Linked DNA regions of Homo sapiens: region 1 is linked to region 2. Evidence: chromatin contacts called from ENCODE Hi-C data. All regions are on one chromosome and are shown on one strand. Each heading gives the region's core, a stretch centred on a gene start or an enhancer-like site at or near the end of the contact. The rest is flanking DNA. Distances are from core to core; before and after follow the strand shown. Region 1 holds the start of MMP15 (matrix metallopeptidase 15). Region 2 holds the start of GOT2 (glutamic-oxaloacetic transaminase 2).

The links. A loop is a pair of places that touch in the nucleus more often than their neighbours do. Pooled maps may share reads with other maps.
Region 1: a loop to region 2 is called in a pooled map, with 8 times the contacts of the local background. The contact joins the promoter of MMP15 here to the promoter of GOT2 in region 2. A Hi-C loop is called at or near these places in 1 of 37 single-sample maps with no recorded cell type and 12 of 50 pooled maps.

The regions. Positions count from the first base shown.
Region 1 is chr16:58,021,322-58,028,351 of GRCh38, reverse strand. It overlaps MMP15 (matrix metallopeptidase 15), which reads right to left and starts at 2,598. Exons shown (of 10, transcript NM_002428.4): 1 at 1,840-2,598. The coding sequence starts at 2,001. USB1 (U6 snRNA biogenesis phosphodiesterase 1) reads right to left here. Exons shown (of 7, transcript NM_024598.4): 7 at 6,734-7,030. RefSeq lists enhancers at 934-1,483, 2,034-2,583, 2,816-3,401, 3,402-3,989 and a silencer at 2,450-2,589.
Region 2 is chr16:58,730,153-58,737,012 of GRCh38, reverse strand. It overlaps GOT2 (glutamic-oxaloacetic transaminase 2), which reads left to right and starts at 2,697. Exons shown (of 10, transcript NM_002080.4): 1 at 2,697-2,873. The coding sequence starts at 2,785. RefSeq lists enhancers at 2,573-2,652, 2,352-2,970 and silencers at 3,093-3,182, 3,283-3,372.

The DNA of each region.
Region 1 (7,030 bases), core at 1,349-3,848, 710 kb after region 2:
CTGCCCAGGTCCAACCCAAGTGTTTCCCCAGGAGTAGGGCTCCAGGACAGTCACAACCTCCAGATCAGGAGCACGGTTTGTGATAACGCAACCATGGCTTCTTCCCTGGCGGCATCGAGCTGTGGGCACTCCCTGAGCTGGGGAGTTGGGGTAGGGGTGAGATGGAACTGGAAAAGCAGAAGAGAGAGAGAGTGAAGCCCCTCCAACTACAGGTCCCTGCACCCCTGAGCTCCTGGCCAGCTAGGATGCCATTAGCAATGCACGGCCATTGAATTCCATCACTGCTTCCTATGTATTGACGCCATCCCTAAGTAGATTAGAAACTCAATGGTGGGACTGTGACTTGAAATTCTTTGGCACTCCAGCCCAGAGTGGCAGGTGGGCCCAAATGGCACTCTCCGCCCAGTACTTGGGTCACAGGCTGAGGGGTAATCCTCACCAACAGGAGCCCCCTAAAGCTCCTCCTGCCTGTGTGAATGGGGTGGGGGAGGGTGGCCAGACTGGGTCGGGGCGGGGCTCCTATCCTGCCTCCCACCAGGGCCTGGCTCCTCCTTCAGCTCTCCCTGGCCAGGCCAGGGAGGGAGGGCAGAGCAGGTGGGGAAATGGCTGGGAGGTGTAACTCGAGCCCAGGAGGAATTCCCTGCCCTTCCTCTATGCTTTTATTAAAGTAGGGCGGGGAAGGGCAAGCTTCCATCGGAAAAATCTCCCAGGCAGCCCGGAGAGGTGGGAAAGCCGCCGTGGGCCAGGGAGGGAGCACCAGCTGAGCTGCAAATAGAAACGGCGCTCAGGCCCGCAGCCCGGGCAGCCCAAGGGCACCAAGGCCTGAGCACCGTTCAGAAGCGGCTCCGGGGTGGTTCTTTCTCCCTACTCCCCGCCCAAGTCCTCTCCCCGCCTATCTGGGGCAGGGCGCAGGTCTTAGAAGTCGGGGAAGAGTGGACCCTGCTCTTGCTCTGGGGCAAGAAAGCTGGCGCCTTCGGTGTCCTCGCTCGGGAGACACCATGGAGCTGGGGCGCTGGCTGGACTCGGCTCTACGCCGGGATGTCGCGCCTGGTCACCCGCGGGACCCATCCAGAGCGGGGCCCCGGGAGGGACGCCAAGCGGGCTCCTAGCGAAGAGAGGCGCGGGGTCCACCCTCTCGAATCCAGGGCTTCGACGTAGGGGCGCTGTTGGGAGGAAGCGCTGTGGGAGGCAGGGTCCGTCCTTAGGACCCCGCCCGGGCGTGCCTAGGCTTCCTCGCAAAAGCGCAGAAAGTCGCCAAAGCGCCCCCGCAACCCGAGTCCGCTGCCTCAGCCGTTTGCACCCATCCCCCCGCCTCCATCCTGGCCCGCCGTGCGCGGCTCGGTATCACCCAGACGGGAGGCCACCTGGGCAGGAGCGCAGTTGCCCAGCCGCCCAGCTCTTGCTCCGCCTGTGGCTGTCCCCGAGAGCAGCCCCCTCCCCACTCGCAAAGAGCGCCACTGCGCGCCAGCCGGGCTCTCGAGGAATCGGCTGCCCTGGAGGGAAGGAAGGAGGGGAGGCAAGGGCTGGGGGCGGCGGAAGCGGCTCCCGGGACACAGGCTGAATGTAAGGGGGTCGGGGTGGGGGCTCAGTGCCCAGAACAGGGCTGTAGGAGTAGCGGGGAGGAGAGCGAGGCCCTGCGCCCTCAAGGGTTTGCGAAGAGGTGCGCTGCAGAGGGCGAGCTGGGGAGGGGCAGACTGCCAAGTCCGCTTGCTTCCCCGCCACGGCCCAGAACAGGGGGCGCGTCTCCGCTCCCTCCACCTCCAAGTCCCAGCCTGCGGACGTGGCGCCTCTCCCTCCAAGCCCCCAGCCCGCAGCCAAAGGGCAGGGCGGGGGTCTTACCTCGGCATGGACCTCCGCGTCTTCGGCCGCTACGCCAAGGCCCAGGCAGCCCAGAAGCACCAGGAGCAGCGGCAGCAGTCGCGGCCGCGCCGCCTCCTCCCGGTCGCCGAGGAGGCTGCCCGTCCAGCCCGGCCGTCCGGGCGCGCTCGGGTCGCTGCCCATGCTCTCGGCGCCCAGCCCAGCTCGGAACACTGCACGCCGGATCCTCGCACGCGCCTTGGAAACTTGCGACGCTCCCTGGCTCCTGGCCCGGCAGGCGCGCCGCGGACCTCGGGCTCCCGGTCCCCGCCGGAGCCGCCTAGGTCGCCTCGGCAAATTCCCAAGCCCGAGGAGAAGCGGGCAGGGCAGGTCCGGGAGCTCGGAACCAGCCGGCGGGAAAGGGGGCCGACCGGAGCTGCCCCCGGCGAGGTTCCGCAGCCTCGGCGCCCAGCGCCTGGGGCCCGGCTCCCGAGAGCAAGCGCAACTCCGGAGCCTTTGTCTGGCTCAGCGCTCCGGCCGCCCGGTCCCGCGGCGCTCCCTGCGCGCCCAGCTCCCTCTGTCCATGCCCGGGGCCGGGCGCTGCCCGGAGCGCGCGCCTCCTGCACGGGGATTCTGCTCGCCGCCGCGCCCGACCGGGCCCGGGTCCCCAAGCAGTCCCGGGAGGAGGCGCAGGGAGCCGACCCGAGAGAGCGAGCGAGAGAGCAAGCGAGCCAGCCAAGGAGCGGGCGCCCGACGTCCCCGGCGAGTTCAGCGCGGCTCCGGGCGCTCCCAGCCCTCCTCCCCGCGCGCCGCGGCCGCCGCGCTCTTAAAGGGCCAGTGTGCTCCCAATGCGCGGACCCGGGCGGGGACCGGGGGCGGTGCCCCAGCCGCAGGCTTCTCACAAGCAGGTGCGGGCGGCCGAGGCCCGACAGGTGGGCGGTCCGTTTACGCTTCCCAGACGGCAGGAAACCTCTCCAGCCCACCCCGCGTCACTCCCAACCCAGCGCCTAGGGGGCGGGGGTGACCTCCAACGCGACCCCCCGCGGAGGGAGGAGGCAGGGAAGGCGTGGTCTCCCCGCCTGGGAAGAATGAAGACTCCTCCTTCTCATACCTGGTGGGGGATACCGAGGCCTAGGCGGACGGGAAGGAGGTCTTAGGGGAGGGATCAAAGAGTCGTTTTAGGCTTAAATATAAATATATATGTATATATGGATATTTGTCAGCCTGAAACCTCTTTTCAAAAGCCGCAGGGTGTCTCTGGCCATTGAATAACTTTCCTCAGTAGCAAAGTGAGGGTTTTGTGCGCGTCGAGGGCGCGTTGCGGCGGACAAGGGGCAGGTTTAGGAGGGACACGGTTCAAGTTCCGCGTCCGCCCCTTAGCTGCCGCTTGCACGTGGGCAAATTAATCTCTCCGAGCCTCCATGTTCTTATCGGGAACGTGGGGCAAAGAGTTGGGGTGAGGGCGAGGTAAGACTTCCGGCTCCTGGCCTGGCGCAATAGGTGCCCAAGCACTTTGGCCACTGGCTGGTGCGAGTGAAGTGCGACAGTGCGGCCGGAGTCGGCGCGGGGCGGGTGGACACACCTCCCCGCGAAGCTTAACGAGCTGGATTTCATTCTATTCCGGAAGCAGCTTGAGGTCGGGGCGGGGTGGATGCAGGAGGCCAGAGCTGGGAGGCCCGGGTCGAAGGTCCACCGAGACCCGGGGACCAGGCCAAGGGCAGCCCTGGCGCGGCGGACTGGCCGGCGTGGTCAGTGGGTGAGGGTTGCAGGCAGGAGGGCGGAGACCGAAGATAAGCTGTTCCTTATCTTCAGACCCGGAAATGGAAGCCGTCCTCACCTGAGGGCGGTTTTCTCTAGAGCAGGCCCTCGGGGCACCCTAGCCGGCCTCACCTCCCGGAAACTGGAAATCAGGAGACCTGGCAGAGTGCCTTAGAGAGGGCGCGTTTGAACCCTCCTGGGATGTCCTTGGGGAAAGGAAGTCGGAGTTTAGAGAAAGGAACCGGGCGATTCTATCATTTCCACGGACTCACTTCTCTGTGGGATCCTTCATCTGGGAAGTTGGTTTCTAAATTCTCCACTTCGAAATTTGCTTTTGGGAAATGTGCAGTGGTCTTCAGACACGGACAACGGGGTTGTCCTTGTTTAACCGACCACGTCGCACTCTTTCATGATATTTAGTCCCGATTAGCCAATTTTAAAAAGTTTGGGGCTAGGTAAAGTGGCTCAAGCCTGTAATCCCAGCACTTTGGGAGACCGAAGTGGGAGGATTGCTTTAGCCCAGGAGTTCAAGACCAGCCTGGGCAACATGACAAGACCCCATCTGTACAAAGAATACAAAAATTAGCCAGGTGTGGTGGTGTACGTCTGTAGGCCCAGCTACTTGGGAGGCTGAGTTGGGAGGATCACTTGAACCCAGGAGGTTGAGGATGCAGTGAGCTATGATCATGCCGCTGCCCTTCAACCCGGCTGTCAGAGCGAGACACTGTCTCAGAAAAAAAGAAAAAAAAAGTTGGGGTTTAAGGGGCTAGCTGTTAGTGAGAGGAGCCCAGGAATGAGTGGAGCAACGTTCTTTGAGGCCTGGGTCGGTCAAGTCTGGTGATTTTCTCTCTGTTGGAGGTTCCTCTCTTGGGGTCCAATCCTGCCTTAAGGAAATGACATCCCCTGTGACCAGATCTTGAAGCTCCCAATTATTGGTTCTGGCTCCTATAGGTACTTTGGGAGTCCAAGGTGGATTTGCATCTACATCCAACCCAAGATAGCTGGGTTTCTACTGGGTCTGGACAGCACCCAAAGCCCGAAAGGACTAGTCAGTGGGACTGAGATGTGTGAACTGCAGCCCTTCCATCAAGTAGCTTTAAACCTTATCCATATTTTGCCAATACCGTTTCATCTATGCCCTGACACCCCCGCCCACCACCACACACCTTTTTTTTCTTGGTCTTTTGAATGAAAGCCCAGACATGGTGTTTCAGAGCAGTTTCATTTAGAGGTCCCGATGTGGTGTGAGGGATTGTAAAAAGCTCTGGATCAGAAGCCAGGTCCCTGGGTTTTTGCCTCAGCTGTAATTTACTGGGCAATCCGAGCAAGTTATTCCCCTCTTTGGGTTTGTTTCCTCATTTGCAAAAGGAGAGTTCTGAGGTCGTAGGGGAGGTCTCCTGTTCAGTGAAGGAAAGTAGCTGTGGGATGGAACTAGGCCCAGGACACCCCCTCCCCCAGCTCTCCCCTCCAGGGGCCCCTCGGGCGATGCACCCACCCGACCCACCATCAAAGGTGAAGCAGGCCTTGGGACTCTTCGTGCCAAGACAAGGAATAAACAAACAAGCCAAGGTAATTTCCCTCTCCCTTGGAAACAAAGCTGGGGTGGTCTGGAGAGGCGCTGGAGAGTGCCAGGTGGAAATCAGCCAAACAGGCGTGAGATGATTTCCCTGCCCTGCGGGGAACATCTGAGGACACCGAGGCCAGATGTGTTGATTTTGTACTCTCCCTGGTGCGATAAAATCCTCATCAAGAGCATTTCTTTGGGCCAGCCTCCCTGGGGGGGACCGCAGCCTTCTCTGGTCTTCCCTCTGTCTCCAGAATTGTCTCCCATGTTTCTCCTCTTATGGAGAATCTCCTGTTATGGAAGAGCCCCGGCTGCTTCTGCACTGTCAGCGGGAGCGCTCGCTCAACGGGCTTACTCTGCTCCAGAGGCACACTCAGTGTCTGGGTGCCCGCCAAGCTCCTGCCGCCAGCCTCCTCCTCAGGCCCAGCCTGCCCACCCCTCCCCCTCAGCGAGACTCCTGCTTCCTTCCTCCATTGCCACCTTCCATTCTCCATTGAGGAGCCAGTTATTGATCTTGGCCCATTTCTCAAAGTTGCTGCACTCAAATTCCATCCTCAGCACAGACAGACTCCCCAGCCACATCCTCCCCCAGGGGAATGGCCCAGTCCCTCTTCCTGGGCTTGTTGATGGAGGCCCTACCTCACACCTGCCCCCCTCCCAATAGGAGCCAGTACCCAAGTCTGGGGAAGTACCATGTTGAGGATGGGGATTCTTCTCTGTGCTCCCTGCCTGCTCAGCCCTGCTGTGAGCACCCAGAGGGTAGACCTAGTCTGGTTCACCAAGTGCCCAGTTCAGGGCCTGGCACAGGGCAGGTGTCAGTTAAGTGCAGGCTGCACAGCCGGAGTTGCCATGTTGCTTGCAAGCCAGAAAGTATGCCCGGCATCCTCCTCCTCTCCAGAAGAACCAGACTAATGATGAGTCGGAGTCAGCAGATCAATGCGGTGGGGAGCAGGAACAAGGCACAGAATGTGCCTGTGTCTTTCAGTGCAGTGGCTGGGAGGCTGCCCCTTTCAGGAAAGGTGGGGTTGCAGGGGCCACCATGGGAGCCTGGGCAACAGGCCCCTCTCCCCACACCTTTCCCTGAAGCCCTATGTCCCCACCCAGATGCCAGGCCTGACCACGAGGTGGTGTGCAGGGCTGGATCAGGGCCACCCCAGCACAGGACCTGAGGTTAGGGCTGAGTACGGCCCTATTTCTCATGCAAGCAAGTCACTTAACCTGTTCTTGTAACAGAGGACTAGACATTCCCACCCTGTTTACCTTTCAGGGGATACTGGGAGGAAGACACGAGAAGGTTCTGGGAAGTGCTCAGTGTCACAGCAGTATAAGGCTTCAATGTCTGCCTATGTGGGTGAGGGATGAGGGTGGTGACCCCTGCCACCTAGCTCCAGGCTAGATGTCCTATGTGAGAACTCTGTGTGTACACCTGGCAGGCTGGGTGACCCCTCCCTACCCTTATTTTACTGAAGCATCATTAATGCCTCTCGAGGCCATCTTGGAAGTCACAGCAGAGACTTCCAAGAATCCTCCCAAACTGTGAGACACAGCTGGACAGGGTAGGGGAAGGTGACAGTCATCTTTTCACTGGGTTAAATACAAGTAGTCCAAAAAAGATCCAAAATAAAAAATGCAATTTTTATTTGTTGAACATAATTTGAAACTGTAAAAAGATTTCTCTGTCCATCACCAGAAATCCAGAAGACACCTGAAGAGGACTGACTGTTTCTTTGCCACGGGGAAGGTGTGATGAAACAATTAAAATCCCATGCATCCCTGGCCCTTCCTCCACGTTGCCCCTCAGAATGCCTGCAGCTGCAGCAGGCAGGAGGCAGCAGGAGAACCCGGGCTGTGGAAGGCCCCTCTGCCTCTCTGGGAAAGCTGCTGGGGAAGCCAGAGGTCACAGTGCATTGG
Region 2 (6,860 bases), core at 1,448-3,947:
TTGGTGTCCTTAAAAGAAGAGAAGAGACAGACAGGGAGAGAACACTGTGTGACACCAGAGGCAGAGATTAGTGATGCCTCTAACAGCATACGAATGCCCAGGAGTGCAGACAATTGCCAGAAGCTAGGAGAAGCATGGAACAGAGTCTCTGAGACCCCATAAGGCACAAACCCTGCCAATACCTTGATTTTTGATTTTGGGCCTCCAGAATTGTGAGTGAATAAATTTCTGTTGTTTTAAACCACCCAATTCATGGGGATTTGTTACAGCAGTCTGAGCAAACTGATGTACTGGTATGTTTGAAATTCTTGTTTCTTGGTGCTGTAAAGAAATAGCACTTGAACATAAATTTAATTTCCTCAGCAAGGCCATCTTTATACTTTCGGCAGAAAGGGTACACTCGACAGCAGTTTTGCCATGAGAGTACACCAAACAAAGGAGACAAGGTCACTTATAACCTGATACATCCACCTTGCTGCTGTGTCCGGTTTTCATTGGCTGGAACAGGTCCTCACATTTTGTATTTGTTCTGATTGGCTAGCAACTTAGAACTTTTTAAAAGAGGCAAAGGCAGAGGAGAGCAAAGGAAGGAGGAAGTAACTTGTGGAATGCTGAGAAAGGTAAAAACACCTTCAAATAAGGAAGAGGAACAGGCTATGACCTAATGCTTGCTTGGACCAGTATAAGCATGCCAGGGCAAATATTTAGGCTAAATGGTGGCAGCTAGGAACATAAAGTACATTGATTTCTTTATTATGGCTAGCAGATATTTAAGACTGTTAGTACAGGTCTTTGAATACATTTTGTTTTTAAGAGAAGTTACTATTTATTTCTAATTAGACAGGGAGGAAAGTCTTTAAAGAAGAATCTCTACTTTACTTTTCACAGGTAGAATCCCAAGTCATGGCCTATAGGCGCATAGGTCAAGGTCATATGAGAGCATAAGGGTCTGAGACAGTAAATTGGAGCTGGGCCGGAAGGACCTAGAATGTGGCCCTAAGTAGGGGTTTAGACTTTACCATTCAGGCAACGTGGAGCCACAGAGGAGATATTAAATTGCCAAGGTACACAGTTCTATCTCGGTTTTATTTTATTTATGTATGTATTTATTTATTTATTTAGAGCCAGCGTCTCACTCTGTTACCCAGGCTGGAGTGCAGTAGCGCAATCCTGGCTCACTGCACTCTTTTTTTTTTTTTTTTTTTGAGTCGGAGTCTGGCTCTGTTGCCCAGGCTGGAGTGCAGTGGCGCGATCTTGGCTCACTGCAAGCTCCGCCTCCCGGGTTCATGCCATTCTCCTGCCTCAGCCTCCCGAGTAGCTGGGACTACAGGCGCCCGCCACTATGCCCGGCTACTTTTTTTTTGTATTTTTTTAGTAGAGAGAGGGTTAGCCAGGATGGACTCGATCTCCTGACCTCGTGATCCGCCTGCCTCGGCCTCCCAAAGTGCTGGGATTACAGGCGTGAGCCACCGCGCCCGGCCTGCACTCTTGAATTAATGGGCTCAAGCAATCCTCCCTCCTCAGCCTTCTGAGTAGCTGGAACAGGCACGCAACACCACATCCTGCTAATTTTTTTTTATTTTTTTAAGAGATGGGGGTTTCATCTTGTTACCCAGGCTGGTCTCAGACTCTTGTTTTCATGCTATCCTCCTGCCTCAGTCTACCAAAGTGTTGGGTTTACAGGCATAAGCCAACACACCGGGCCCCTACCTTGGTTTAAGAGACGAGTATCAGAGAAATAGACTACACATGAGAAAGACTCGTTTGACTTGTGGATGTGTCTGAAATTCATTTGCTTTTTCCTTTAAAACCGATTCATTTCCTTCAAAACCGATTCATTTCCTTCCACAAACAGTTATCAGGATTTGACATACACGAGTTTGTCATTAATGACCATGGGTTATTTTGTGCTTACTAAATCAGGCCCTGTTTTAGACATAATCTGCTAATCTTATTAATCCTCACAACTGCCCCACAAAATACACATGCGACCCTCTCCATAAAAGGGATAAGGAAGCCAGGTGCGGTGGCTCATGCCTGTAATCCTAGCAGTCTTGGGAGACTGAGACGGGCAGATCACTTGAGATCAGGAGTTTGAGACCAGACTGGTCAACATGGTGAAACCCCCGTCTCTACTAAAAATACAAAAATTAGCCGGGCGTGGTGGTGGCACCTGTAACCCAGCTACTCGGGGAGCTGAGGCAGGAGAATCGCTTGAACCTGGGAGGCAGAGGTTGTAGTGAGCCGAAATCACGCCACTGCACTCCAGCCTGGGTGACAGAGTGAAACTCCATCTCAAAAAAAAAAAAAAAAAAAAAAGGGTGGGGGATAAGGAAACATTCAGGAACGACGTGACATGACTTGTGCTTAGGGAAACTATTAGGGTTGAAAGTAAGGCCACCTTGGGTCCTAATGGCTGTAAGGCATCAGACAAAATACGTCAACTATGTCAGCCTACATTTTCTCATCTTTCAAACTGCCATAACAGCAGCCACCTCTTCGGCCGGCCAGGCCTGGCCCAGCTGGATTAAATGAATGAAGCGCAGCAAGGGCTGGGCGTAGGTAAACTGTGCAGTCATCCTCTTCCACGACCTCCGCTGAGCCCACGCCGCTCCGCCCGCCGGCCGCCAGGGATCGCTGTGACGTGGCTCGGGCCCAGCACGCGGCCGCTCTGGCCCAGGGAAGTCCCTGTCCTTACCTTCAGCAGGAGCCGGTTCCCTGTGTGTGTGTCCGCTCGCCCTCTGCTCCGTCCTGCGGCTGCCCACTGCCCTCCTACGGTCCACCATGGCCCTGCTGCACTCCGGCCGCGTCCTCCCCGGGATCGCCGCCGCCTTCCACCCGGGCCTCGCCGCCGCGGCCTCTGCCAGAGCCAGGTAAGCCAAGGGAAACGGAGATGGAGCCAGGGCGATGGCCCTGCCCCGCCGAGCTGCGAGCACCCCAGGACATTCACCCCTCCCGGCCCCCAAATACACACTGTCACTCACACGCACACACACACACTTTTCTGCCACCCCCTCGGCTTTCCCTTACTGGGGACTGAGGATTGAGCGTCCGTGCCCCACAGTGATCCTCAGGATCCCACATCCCTCTGGTCCCCGCACTGGGCCCTGCAGGAAGGCGTGCAACGCAATCCCTAGGGAAAGGAAGTGTGGCCCTCGGCGGTTGCCGGACTCCCATTCAGTGGGAGGGGTGCGGATAGTACTGGGGCAGCGGCGCCGGGTAACGACCGTGCCCTTGATAGGGTGCCCTGGGGGCGGCGGGCGCACCTGTCCTGGCCCCCGGCCCGCCCGAGTCGGTGGGCCGGCGGCGGCTGGCTGCCGCGTGTGTGCCCTGGGCGGGAAGAGCGCGAGAGGAAGGTTTCCGGGGCGCCGGCATTCGGGCCTCGCTTTCCTTCCCGCACCTGCGACCTTGGCGTGCGGCATTCTCCTGACCTTGCGACCCCCCGAGGTCCCTGTGACCCCGGGGCCCGTTTGGCCTTTGCTTGGGAAAGGGTCGAGGTGTAGTGTGTCTCTTTTTTTGTTTTGTTTTGTTTTTTCCTTATTGCCCCTAAGGAGGTCCGGTTGCAGGGAGGCTATCAATCTTCCTCTCCATCTCCCTGTGCTCTTTCATTCAGTAAATATTTCGTAACTGCAGTTTCTCAGAGCCAGGCTCTGGACCAGATGCCAACGATACAACTGTGAACAAGGCGAGGGAAGGACAATGACAAATGGTCATTGCTCAAAAAATGACAAACGTAATTTCGTACTGTGGCGTGTATAATAGTATGGAGGGAAATTTCAGAGCTTGAAACGAGCTCTAGTAATTCATTCCCAGTGGAGACCGGAGCCAGAAGATTAATTCAACTCAAGAAGCCGATTTGGAGCACTCTCCTTAAGCACTACCTTAATAAGGAACTGAGTTTTAAAACCACCCCCAAGCAGGTATTAACTGCAAGGAGCAAAGCGTAGCTTGGCCTTTCGTTTGAATGTATGCTCTGTGTCTTTCAGCCAGCAGAACTATCTGTCCTTTCCAAGGCCCCACAGCCTTGGCAGTACAGTTTTGCCCAGGCTTCGCACTTTTTTCTCTTCCTGACTTGGCTCCTTCCTGGCCCACTGTCAACGTGTGCTCTTTAAGTCTGCCTACCTAGTGGGCCAGAGCCAGGAGGAGTTATTTATGCAACAAATTTGGAAAACCAAAGGAGTGCTTAAAATTTCCGTCAAGAGAAAGTATGTTTCCCTATTGCAGTAATCTTAAAATAATACCTTGTTTTATGGATTTGGCTAGATCACCTGAAGCTCTAGTGCTTGGTGAAAATCCCTTGGGGTCAGGGTTAGTCATTCTTTCAGTTTGAGAGTCTGACTCATTTTTCTTTTCTGTATTTTTCTTACTAGAATGTAAGTTCCATGAGAGCGGAGACTTTACCTACTTTATATTCACTGTTACATCTCAGCACTATTAACAGTTGCTGGCATGTCTCTTATATTGGATATTTTTATTTTAAGCCCTGATTTTTCACGTAATGCAACGGAAACAAATACAGTATGACATTTTAATGTTGTATCTTAGATCAAAATCTGAACATAGGCTGGTCCAAGTGTAATGGTGTTTACAACTAATTGATCATAACCAGTTACAGATTTTATTGTTCCTTCTCTCGACTAATCTTACACAGGGGAACCACAGTGCTGCAAAATATGTACCAAAAAAAATTCCCTTTTTTTTTTTCTTTAAATACAGGGTCTCACTGTGTTGCCCAGGCTGGAGTGCAGTGGCACAATCATGGCTCACTGCAGCCTGACCTTCCAGGCTCAAGTGGTCCTCCTGCTTCAGCCTCCCAAGTAGCTGGGACTGCAGGCATACACCACCACACCCAGCTAATTTTTTATTTTTTGTAGAGACAGAGTCTCCCTGTGTTGGTCTCAGACTCCTCCCACATCAGCCCCGCAAAGCGCTGGGATTATAGGCTAAGCAACCCCACCTGACCAGAAAATAAATTCTTGAAATAGTTGAGCACCTAATGTTGAGGAATTACTCTTCAGATTTAAATAATGATACCTGATTAGGTGACAGAATCAGATGCCATATTTGGCATGAAGGTTAACTCTTCAGGCAAGATCAGACTTCCCTCCTTACACTGTGGAAGTGATCTTTACCTAGCTCCAAATGGTAAAAGTGGAAAATACTTAAACTGAATTCATCGACATTTCTATTTAAATGGCTCATTCTAATACAATAAAACCTTGTCTGTTGTTATTCTGAAGAACTGAGGATTTATCCAATGGCATACTTGGAACTCTTTGTAAATATGTGGAACTCTTTGTAAGTTCAAGTGTATCATTTAGCTAAACACTGCGAATAAAACTTTCTCTTGTTGACTTGTACTGTAAATGTATAGTGACATGAGATCAGACATAGTTGCAGTTCAATGAAGAAAAAAAAAGATGCTAATGTATTTTGATTTATAATGATTTGCTTTTAATTATTTAATTCTGATTATTTACTTTTTGGTGAAATAACTGAGCAGGTCTCGTGAGACTTTAAAAATGCAGTGTGCAACTGTGGTACCATAACCATTGGTTAAAAGATCACAGACCAGGCACAGTAGCTCACACCTGTAATTCTAGCACTTTGGGAGGCTGAGGCAGGTGGATTGCTTGAGCTCGGGAGTTCTAGACCAGCTGGGCAACATGGCAAGACCCCGTCTCTACATAAAATACAAAAATTAGCCGGGCATGGTGATGTGCACCTGGAGTCCCAGCTACTTGGGAGGCTGAGGTGGGAGGGTCGCTCGAGCCTGATCGCTTGAGAGGTGAAGAGTTGCAGTGAGCCCGCTGATCACGCCGCTGCACTCCAGCCTGAGCAACAAAGCAAGACTGTGTCTCAAAAAAAAAAGATCACAGCTGTGCTATTGTCTCTGCCATTTTTAGCTCTGTGATTGTGGGCAAGCTAATTAACTTCCCTTCTGATTTTAAAGTAAGAAGAATGTGAGGAAAAGCAGTTTAAAAACTGTAAAACTTTAAGTAGGCTTAAGCTCCAGGGAAATTACAATGCGTTTCGATTGGAAAGGCTTACCTGAATACTTGGTACCTAACCTCTCTTGGATGACCAGTCAATATTGCTCAATGTTTGAGGCTTTGTGCCTGTATCCAAAATGTACTGATAGAAATCACTTTCTAGGTCACAGGTTATCAGCATGAGTTTTGCCCCTAGAACACTCCTATTTTCATCTACTCGATTCCTTTAAAAACATCAGAGTTCTTACAATATGTGTGTAGTCTTTACCATTTTAAGAAATGGAATAATGAAAGGCATGGAGGAGTTGAAAGATGGTTACTAATGTGGGGCTAATCAAATTGAGTATTCCCTCTAGGCCAGGTGCCGTGGCTCACACCTGTAATCTCAGCACTTTGGGATGCTAAGGTAGGAGGATCACTTGAGCTCAAGAGTTGGAGACCAACCTGGGCAATATGGCACAACCCCATCTCTACAAAAAACTAGCCAGGCACGGTGGCACACACCCATAGTCCCAGCTACTCGGGGAGGATCACTTGAGCCCGGGAGGTAGAGGCTGCAGTGAGCCGTGGTCACGCCACTGCATTCTAGCCTGGGTGACAGAGTGAGACCCTGTCTCAAAAAAAAAAATTGTATCCCTCTAGGAGGGGAACAACAGACACTGGAGCCTACCTGAGGGTAGAGAATGGGAAGAGGGAGAGAATCAGAAAAAATAACTGTCAGGTACTATGCTTATTACCCAGATGATGAAATTATCTGTACACCAAACCCCCAGGACATGCACATGTACCCGTGAACCTGAAATAAAAGTTAAAAAAACCTCCCATGCCTCTGCCCTTCAGATGCTAGTAGCACCTGCTTTCCCCCAG